Linked DNA regions of Homo sapiens: region 1 is linked to region 2. The links are chromatin loops, found by intact Hi-C in ENCODE. Cell type or tissue: Calu3. All regions are shown on one strand. Each heading gives the region's core, and the rest is flanking DNA. Links, peaks and the distances in the headings are about the cores only.

Region 1 (5,380 bases), core at 195-5,194, 79 kb after region 2:
AGTAGATTGTACTATCTAGGCCGTGTAAGTACACTCCATGTTTGCACAATGAGGAAATTCCCTACTGACATATTTCTCAGAATGTATCCTTGTTAAGTAATGTGTGACTATGTAAAGTTGCCTCTAATTTGCTGAAACAAAAAAGTTTATTATATGAGACAATGCAGTGTAGGGATTAAGAGATCAGATTCTAGAAACAGACTGCCCAGTTGAATCCTAATTTTGTGACTTGACTTTGTAGTTTGACCATGGATGAGTTACTTAATTTCACTGTTCTTGTATTAGTCAAGGTTTTCCAGAGAAACAGATCCAATAGGATAGAAAGGGGGCTGATGGGCAGAGGCCATCACAGTGCCTCGGTTTTCTAATCTGTAAAGTGGTAATAATAACCTCATACGGTTGTGCTTAGAACAGTATTTGATGCATAACTAATATATTTCAAGCACTTAATCATTTTTGTTTGTTTGTCTTGTTTTGAGACAGAGTCTTGCTCTGTCGCCCAGGCTGGAGTGCAGTGCCGCTGTCTCAGCTCACTGCAACCTCCGCCTCCTGAGTAACTGGGACTACAGACCTGCGCCACCATGCCAGTCTAATTTTCTAATTTTTAGTAGGGATGGGGTTTCACCATGTCAGCCAGGCTTGTCTCAAACTCCTGACCCCTCAGATGATCGGCCTGCCTCAGCCTCCCAAAGTGTTGGGATTACAGTGTGAGCCAACGTGCCTAGCTTCAATTACTTAATCTTAGAATTACTTATTACATCTGATCAGGGAAGGAAAATCTTTGCTGAAAACAAAAAAAGTAATTTAATTTTGTACCTAGTGTCTTAGTCAACTTTGTGTTACTATAATGGAATGCCTGAGACCGGATAATTTATATAAAGAACAGAAATTTGTTTCTCACACTTCTGGATGCTGGGAAGTCCAAGATCAAGGTACCAGCATCTTGTTGCATTACTGTGTCCTCACCTGGTGGTAGAAGGCTTAAGGGCAAGAGAGAGTGATCATACTCCTGCAAGCTCTTTTTATAGTAGTATTAATTCATTCTAAATAGCTCCCAAAAGGCCCACCCTCCCAACACTATTGCGTTGGGAGGGTTAAGTTTCTAACACTTGAATTTTAGGGGGATGCATTCAGACCATAGCACCAAAGGAGAGATTTATTCCACTTAGCTTAATGAACCCTGCCCAATTTCTTTTTCTTGCTTTTTTAAAATAGAAGCAGGATTGCTATACAGTTTAATGTAACATCTATTTTGGAAGTTACTATCACTGTGTAATGAAAATACCTGTATCCTTTTTTGCTTCTCTTGTAACACTGGTATTTTCAGGACCTTTCTCTGAGCTTTAACTTCATTAGCAGAGCTGTTATTTATCTTTGATCCTTTGGTATACTGTACACAATTATTAAACATGCTTTTTGTTTAGCATTCAAGAACTTCTTTAGCCTGGCTCCAGCCTACCTTTTCACCTTTTTCCTTCTTGAACTGTTCATTTCATACAGAATAGCTTTCTTTCTTATCTTCTTTTGCTTTGTTAACTTCCTTTCATATTCCTGTCCCTCTTCCTGTGTTTCCTGCCTCCACCTACCTATAAAGACCTTCCTGGGCAGGGTGTGGTTGCTCACGCCTGTAACCCCAGCACTTTGGAAGGCCGAGGTGGGTGGATCACCTGAGGTCAGAAGTTCGAGACCAGCCTGGCCAACATAGTGAAACCCTGTCTCTGCTAAAAATACAAAAATTAGCCGGGCTTGGCAGCACACACCTGTAATCCCAGGAGGCTGAGGCAGCAGAATTACTTGAATTCGAGAAGTAGAGGTGTCAGTGAGCCAAGATCGTGCCACTGCACTCCTGGGCAACAGAGTGAGACTCCATCTCAAAAAACAAACAAAAAACACCTTCCTGGCTGGTCATGGTGGCTCATACCTGTAATCCTAGTATTTTAAGGAGGCTGAGGTGAGAGGATCGCTTGAGGCCAGGAGTTCAAGACCCAAGACCAGCCTTGGAAACATAGACCTTGCCTCAAAAAACTTTTTTTAAATTATTTTTTTAAAAAAGACTTTTTTTTTTTTCTTGAGACAGTCTCACTGTTTCACCCAGGCTGGAGTGCAGTAGCATGATCTCAGCTCACTGTAGCTATCACTTGCCATTTATTGCTAAGATATTTATTCTGCACACTCTGTTACCATTATAGATTTGTCTTGTTCTTGCAGCCTTCATCATTCTTCCCAGGTCTCCTTCCCCATTTTTCCCTTTAGTATAGGTTTCATATGTCCCTATTTTGGTTTTCTGTGTCTTGGTTCATCCTAGTGAGGCTTGAGAAGGGGGAAAAGGTGGAAAGGAAAGCACTACCATGGCTTTTGAGAAGACTAGCCTTCCTCTATTCCCAACCTCATGTTAGATACACGGGAGAGGGAGAGGAATAATTGAGTTTGGCTGATGCTTTCCTTTCAGCCTTTCCAGGAAAGAAAAAAAGGAATGTGGGAAAAATACATTCATACTTAGCTTTATCTATTTTTCTCCACCAGCATCATCTTATTCATAAAAACAAATTAGGCACTCTTTTCAGTAAGATGGAATAACTTTCTGAGACTGGCAGCGGATTATTTGGGACAAAGGGGCCCTTGTGGGTTTTTGGCATTTCCTTGTGAGTCATTAGTAGATACTCAAAGTTAGAACTTTGGGTCATTTGCCCATAGAGGAGCTAGATTGAGGTAAGATTTTTATTGTTGCTGTGGTTGGGTTTCTTTTTTAATTGGCCTAGGCCTTTACATTTCTGTATAATTTCTAAATTCATTAAATTTTTACTTTTTATATGCATAATGAAAAACTTCAGATATATATACCTAACTAAAGAAAACAATACAATGAAACTCTTTGTACCTGTACCCAGCTTGTATATTTATCATCTCATGGTCAATCGTATTTCATATAAATCCACATTCATTTCCTTGCTCCCTTTGCCCTCTAGATTATTTTCAAACAAGCCCCAAACACATTGTTTCATCAGTAATAGTTCAGTAGTAAAATACCTTCTAGGGAAAGAGCTGTTCTGAATTTTTAACAATTGCTTAAAATAGATTATGTTTAAAACTATTTGTAAGTCAGGAATCATCCTTTTGTGTATTGAGGTCATATCTCACTCATTGAGTAAAACATGTTTTATTTAAGCTGGACCTGAAATGGATTGAACTAAGTTTTATATAACTAATTTTGGTGTTTTACTTTTATATTGTTTTGCAGATTCAGAAAACAATAAAGAAGACAGCACGTCGGGAGCAGCTTATGAGAGAAGAAGCTGAACAGAAACGTTTAAAAACTGTACTTGAGCTACAGTATGTTTTGGACAAATTGGGAGATGATGAAGTGCGGACTGACCTGAAACAAGGTTTGAATGGAGTGCCAATATTGTCCGAAGAGGAGTTGTCATTGTTGGATGAATTCTATAAGCTAGTAGACCCTGAACGGGACATGAGCTTGAGGTATTAGTGGTATTTGATAATAGAAACTTCTGAGTATTTAAGTTGACAACTGAAAGGTTATTAATTAGCTATTTACTATTAAAAGGTTGAATGAACAGTATGAACATGCCTCCATTCACCTGTGGGACCTGCTGGAAGGGAAGGAAAAACCTGTATGTGGAACCACCTGTGAGTATCACTGTGATAACTTTGATTTTATAACTAGGAATCTTTAAAAACTAATTTTCTTATGTTTATAGTTCACTTGGAAGAAAAAAATTAGTTTTTTTTTTTTTTTGGAGACAGAGTCTACTCTGTTGCCCAGGTTGGAGTGTAGTAGTGTGATCTCAGCTCACAGCAACCTCCGCCTCCCAGGTTTAAGTGATTTCTATCACCTCATCCTCCCAAGTAGCTGGGATTACAGGCATGCGCCACCACGCCTGGCTATTTTTTGTATTTTTAGTAGAGACAGGGTTTCGCCATGTAGGCCAGGCTGGTCTCGAACTCCTTACCACAAATGATTCACCTGCCTGGGCCTCCCAGAGTGCTGGGATTACAGGTGTGAGCCACTGCGCCCAGCTAGTTTTCCTATTTAAAATTAATATTAATTGAATAAAATTTAGAAATGTATACATAGCATTCATCTGCTATTTACTGTTTGGTTTATTTCTTTTTTGTTTCTTTGTATGTTTAATCTGTAATGTGGAAATCAGAACACCAGCAACAAACAACTAAAACTGGGAATATGATAGTCCTAACTTCACATGGTCTTGTATGTAACTTAACTGTGTTTGAGGTGGACAGATTAACATTAGATTGACTTTCCACAGCTTTTGGTAATAGATAGGGACTGTTTGTTTTATGGCTGAAGTTTTGTGAAACAATTATTGCATTTCATACATTCTGCTCATGGTTATTGCCTTAGTTTTTCTTTAGTTTGTCTTAGACATCTGCTAATTTGAGGATGTTAATTTTTTTCTGTATTTAAAATATGCTGATACTTGGTCTAGTTTTCTTTGTGAGCTCCTTATTCTCAAACATGCAACTGTGAACTGATTTTTTTAAAAAGGGACATTTACGTTTCACTCCTTCAGTATAGGAATTTACGTTTTTAGCCTTCTGTGAAATCAGGGAATAGATTCTTATCTTTGCCATTTATAAGGTTGCATTAGGAAGGTAGATTTTTGAACATAAAATGAAAGTATCTGTATTTATGCATTTTTAGCTATTGGTTGAAAAGAAATCAGATTGGATTATAAGCTTTAATCACCAAAATGGTATGAGCTTTAATTGGCAAAATTTAGAAGAGTATATTTGCTTTAAGGAAATGGGTGCCAGTCCTTGTCTGTCCTTTCTTCATTTAAGAAATAATTTTCTTGGTTTGTTAACATTTACTCTGGTCTGTATTTCTTTGTACAATATGTGTTTACCCTTTTGCTTTTAGTTCTGCAAGTTCTATATGTATAAGCTTGTTAACTTAAAAAAGTAGTTTTAGGTCAAGCTTCATCAGATTTTCATGAGCATTGTTGAAGAGTAACAAAGGTGTTATTAAACCTTTAAGCTTATAGCTTGTTTTGGGGTTATTTTCTACCTAATCTTGTTCCCACATCTTAGGAATGTAACATCTTTACAATGGAAAGGTACTAATCTTTATAATGGGAAGGTACTAATATACCCAAATTAGTGTTTTTATGTACATTTGATTTGTATCTATAACTTTTTGAAAACAGTTTTGAGCCAGGAGCCGCTGAAGTGAAATAAGGAAAACATATGAAGTGTTCATTATCTAAAGAGTTGTTGGTAGTTTATTAAGATTAATTTCCCAATGCTTTTGATACAATATGGTCCTCAAAGTTTTATTTTTCTTCACAGTGACCTATCGGGGAGTGGCCCTACTATGTATCTATTAATAATACACAAGCTA
Region 2 (5,380 bases), core at 183-5,182:
CCGGCCTATATCCTTTATTCTTAAGTGAATATTATTCATTGAGGATGGGGGCTCTTTCCATGGAAGTGAGGCAGCATGTGTGAGAGTTTTCAGTCCAACAGAACTTATTTTGATTTGCTTCTCTGCTATGGACCACTGAAAACTTGGGCAATTACTTTGTGCCACTAAGCCTTAGTATTCTTAACTATATGAGAATAACAATAATGCCTACTTCACAGAATTACTGTGAAGATTATATGAGATAATCTGTGTGTAACAAATTTTTTTTTCTTTCTTATTCAGCAAAAGAAGCTGCCAGCAGTTTAATATAGATTACCTTTGTTCTTGTTTTGAGACAGGGTCTCACTGTGTCACCCAGGCTGGAGTACAGTGGCTCTATCTTGACTCACTGCAACCTTCACCTGCCAGGCTCAGGTGCTCCTCTTGCTTCAGCCTCCTGAGTAGCTGGGATTACAGGTGCGTGCCACCATATCCAGCTAATTTTTGTATTTTTTGTAGAGACAGGAGTCTTGCCCTGTTGCCCAGCCTGGTCTAGAACTCCCAAGCTCAAGTGATCTGCCCACCTGGGCCTCCCAAAGTGCTGAGATTACAGGCATGAGCCACCTCACCCGGCCTGTAGATTACCTTTAAATATATCTTTTTTATTATTATTATTTTGTATTTTTTTGCTCACTCCATCACCCAGGCTGGAGTGCAGTGGCGCAATCTCAACTCACTGCAACCTCCACCTCCCAGGTTCAAGCCATTCTCTTGCCTCAGCCTCCCGAGTAGTTGAGACTACAGGCACGTGCCACCACGCCCAGCTAATTTTTGTATTTTTAGTAGACACGGGGTTTCACCATGTTGGTGGTCTCGAACTTCTGACCTCAAGTGATCTGCCTGCCTCAGCCTCTCAAATTGCTGGGATTACAGGCATGAGCCACTGCGCCTGACCTGAAGATATCTTTAGAGTCTTCCTTCCTTAAATGTGGAGGCCAAAGCAATGCCGTCCTGGAGTTGACTCCATGTTGCACCATGTTGACTTCTGATTAACTCCAGTTCCAGGAACATCTCTAAAATATTGTTTATCTATTGTTCTTTGTGTGAGAGCATCTACTTACTATAAATCCTGCCCTTAGGTCAAAACAACTTTGTTGATTCATGAGTAAATCATGTGGCTAAGTTAAATCAAACCTCTCTTTTGCCTGAAATAGCCAGAAAATAAAATGTGAATTTGACTATGAGGTTTTCTTAAATTGGCCTAGTAATTTTGAATGTATTACAAGAATTGAAAAAAAGGAGACACTGTCATTTCAAAGAGTTCTTCTCTTAAGATGTAATATGAAAATATCTAACAATCTTGATTTTGCTTCCTAATTGTTCTTGTATTGATACATGACATTTGTACATATTTATGGGTTACATGTGATGTTTTGCTACATGCATGCAATGTGTAATGATCAAATCAGGGTATTTAGCATATCTATCACCTTGAAATGTATCATTTCTTTGTATTGGGAACATTTCAAATCTTCTAGCTCTTTTGAAATATAAAATGGATTATTATTAACTATTTTAAAAAACAACCTTGATGTTATTGTACTTCATTTGTCCTACATATCTTTTCTGAAGCACGAACACCCTTTCCCTGAGTACATAAGCCCTGGGTCTGGAGGGTGATGACCCAGGGATCCACCATTTTGTCTAACCGACACCCAAGACACAGACATGGCTTCTGTTGGCAAGTCCCTACTAAATATTTCTTTTTTTTTTTTTTTCTTTTTTTGAGACAGAGTCTCACTCTGTGGTCCAGGCTGGAGTGCAGTGGCACGATCTCGGCTCACTGCTACCTCTGCCTCCCGAGTTCAAGCGATTCTCCTGCCTCAGTCTCCCAAGTAGCTGGGATTACAGGTGCGCACCACCATGGCCCACTAATTTTTGTATTTTTGGTAGAGATGGGGTTTCAACGTGTTGGTCAGTCTGGTCTTGAAATCCTGACATCAGGTGATCCGCCTGCATCAGCCTCCCAAAGTGCTGGAATTACAGGCGTGAGCCACCATGCCCAGCCCTAAATGTTTCTTTCTAAGGAACTGGATTTGTCAGCCTCTTTCTTCAGCCTCTCCAAGTTTCTTTGGACTTTGGGGGATGAAGTCGCATAGACCTGTCCACCAAGGAACACCAAGGAAACATCTAGGGGCCTGACGCTTAACTGAGTGAAGGAGGTTCCCTTCAGTAGGGAGTTAGGGGCAAGTTTGCAGAGTGAGCCCAGGGATCTTCGGGTGAGGACAACTAACCCCTTTCCCCAGTCTCAAACCTTCTCCCTGGGATTTGGAGTTAGATATATTGAGGCGAATGTGGGCAACCCAGAAAGAATCCAGAGACAGGAGAAGGCAACAAACAAGTCCAAGTGGGTAAAGAGATACAGACCATGTGGCCATCCTTGGCAATAAACCAGAGGAAGAGTGTAGATGGTGATTTTGTGTTCTTTAAGTCCTGGATGCTGGAATTGGCTCTGGTCTATCTCTTAAGACCTTGAATTTGCAAAATAAGCTTATTACATTAGTAATCAAACCCTGGAGTCTCGGCTTAGCAATGACAAGAGGCCTCTGCAGAGCACAGGCATCCCCTTTCCCTGAACTGGGGAGCTGAGGCCCCACCTCTGCACTTTGCTCTGGCTCCTTCTCAGTTGAAGGGTTGGGGTGCACATCCGCACCGGATCTGCTGTTTCTCCCCACCTGGAGCTGCATGAAGGAATTAAATATAAACCTTGGACGTTTGGGCTGTGAGCTGCCTCCGTGAGCGTAACCCCAAGGGAATTGCAACCCATCCTCGGATCTCCCTACCCCCATCTGCGGCAGATTCCACTCTAGCAACAATGGTTGCTCCAGTAGCAGAGAACCGGGGCCTGGATTTGGCCACTGCCCGCCACGCCACGGCCAGCTTCTGCAGCACTCAGGCCCTTCGCTGCAGTCAACCCACTGAAATAGGTCCAAACAGTCTGAGCTTCACCTCGAGACACCTGTCAGGGCTCTTCGGCCCTAGGACACCTAAAGGCAAGGAGGATGGAGCCCCGCGGACAGGGTGATTGAACTTCTGAACTTCCAGCTCTTACCAGCAGGTGGAACCCCAAACAATGCAGTTCCAGAACAGACTGAGAACGTTGTATCCAGTAAGAGCACACAGCGCCGTCTCTAACACGCGGTAACCACCTTTAAAAATGAGTAGTTATTACGGGAAAGGTAATTATTCACGTAACAACTTCCTCTCCCCCTCACTATTTTATTTTTGCAAAATGGAAAGAAGAGAAGGAATTTCTCCCTGTTAGCAGAAGAATGAAACTCTAGTCCGGAATATGATTTTTTTCCTTAACCTTAAAGGATTGTGCAGAGGAAATGAAAAGTCCTAAAGTACCCTCCCTTTTACTTTCTCACCTCTCCTGCTACCCCTACTCCTTAAATTTCAGTTGCCTACTATAGCTATAACCATAGCAACCCAGCTGGTGGGAAATTATGGAAACTCCTACTCATTCTCCTAGATTCAGGTAAGTCTTCACCTTATCTGGGAAGGCTCCACCAGTCTCCACTTTGGCATCAGAAGAGACTATCTCACTGTTATCATGACATGGACATCCCGTGCATGCCTGTATTTGAACACTTGTCTCATTGTTTCAGAACTCTGTTGGCCTCCTTCATTACAGAATGATCTACTTGTTCATATTTGCATCCCTGGTGCAAATGTGTGGATTAGTGCCTGGCACATAGAAGCTGCTTAGTGCATTTCCCACTCGTCAATGCCAGAAACTGAAAGGAGGAGGGGTGGAGACTGTATGGCATTAGGATGGGAGGGGGAGGGGAATGAAGTGGAGTCAGAGTGGCCTAAGGGGCCCTGGCAAGACAGCCACGGAGGAGATAGGAATCATGCCCTTAGCCAGGAAAGCTGTGCCTGGAACGCAGGCTGTCCAGGGGAGCAGAGAGGGATAAGAAACTGGAGAAAAGCAGTGAAGATAGCAACCTGAGAGTATGGGGGTGGCAGGGCAGGGAGAAGTTGAAGTTCAGATCAGTCCACAGCCTTTGAAATGGGTTAGGGCAAGAGGTTCAAGACTGAGACCTGGTGAGGCCGAGTGTGGTGACTCATGCCTGTAATCCCAGCTCTTTGGGAGGCCAAGGCGGGCGGATCACTTAAGGTCAGGAGTTCGAGACCAGCCTAGCCAACATAGTGAAACCTCATTGCTAGTAAAAATACAAAAATTAGCCAGGCATAGTGGCACACGCCTGTAATCCCAGCTACTTGGGAGGCTGAGGCAAGAAAATCACTTGAATCCAGGAGGCGGAGGTTGCAGTGAGCCGAGATCGTGCCACTGCACTCCAGCCTGGGCAACAGAGCGAGATTCTCCATCTCAAAACAAACAAACAAACAAACAAAAAACAAAACTGAGACCTGGTGAAAGGGGGCTGCAGAACTTTTTAAAATGGTGTTAACTATATAGTGGAGGGGGAGATGGAGTCTGGCAGAACTGAACAGTGAAATCAGGGGAAAAAATACCTGTCCTCAATTCCTCTTCTAGTGGCTCAGGGAGGTGGGAAAGAAACAGATCCAGTATGAATACCTTGTAATCACACCTTTAACCTTTTAAACTGCTAAACGACACACATCATTTTATTTAAAAGCAATATGGACTGCTGGCCAAGCCGAGCTTGGTTCAAATCCAGCTCTTCCACTTATTAGCTATGCGAATTTAGATGTCATCTCAAGTCTCTGAGCTTCAATATATCCTACAAATAAAGGATATTAAAACCTTCCTCAAAAGACTAATGAGAAAATTTAACATAATGCATGTAAAGTGCTTAGCACAGGGCCTGACACAGGGAGACACTTAGCACTTATTCCATCCTTGGTCTGGTTCTTTTTTTTTTTTTTTTTTTTTTTTTTGAGACGGAGTCTCGCTCTGTTGTCCAGGCTGGAGTGCAGTGGTGCAATCTCGGCTCTCTGCAAGCTCCGCCTCACGGGTTCAAGCGATTCTCCAGCTTCAGCCTCCAGAGTAGCTGTGATTACAGGCACCAGCCACCACGCCTGGCTAATTTTTGTATTTTTAGTAGAGACAGAGTTTCACATGTTGGCCAGGCTGGTCTCAAGCTCCTGACCTCAAGTGATCCGCCTGCCTCAGCCTCCCAAAGTGCTGGGATTACAAGTGTGAGCCTCCATGCCCGGCTGGTTCTTTCCTTCCAGTGCCAGCCAAGAATGTGTTGTCCAAATGGTTCTTCCTGAATCCATCTAAATTGCACTAAATCTTATCATGATTTGTTTTTCAAATGGGGGGTGGAGGTTGAGTGCTCAATATGATTGCAATAATCCTTTTACAGGGTCTACAGAAGACTATATGGGTACTTGCTAACTTTTGAAC

What was found. A loop is a pair of places that touch in the nucleus more often than their neighbours do. Peaks named below come from ENCODE experiments on the same cell type or tissue, not always from the same donor. Only the 100,000 strongest peaks of a DNase experiment are listed, where the experiment ranks them.
Region 1: it touches region 2 in a loop (5-fold over the local background); 19 of 110 quality-filtered maps call a loop at or near these places.

Annotation. Positions count from the first base shown.
Region 1 is chr11:34,072,998-34,078,377 of GRCh38, forward strand. CAPRIN1 (cell cycle associated protein 1) reads left to right here. Exons shown (of 19, transcript NM_005898.5): 5 at 3,239-3,477; 6 at 3,563-3,645. Among named protein-coding and RNA genes, the nearest start is that of CAPRIN1, 24 kb to the left of the region's middle. In Calu3, for the core only: no CTCF peak of the experiment used is centred there; a DNase peak (open chromatin) is centred at 2,614.
Region 2 is chr11:33,994,081-33,999,460 of GRCh38, forward strand. No RefSeq gene overlaps it. Among named protein-coding and RNA genes, the nearest start is that of CAPRIN1, 55 kb to the right of the region's middle. RefSeq lists enhancers at 2,383-2,883, 2,884-3,384. In Calu3, for the core only: a CTCF peak has its summit at 3,098 (motif pointing right); a DNase peak (open chromatin) is centred at 3,091.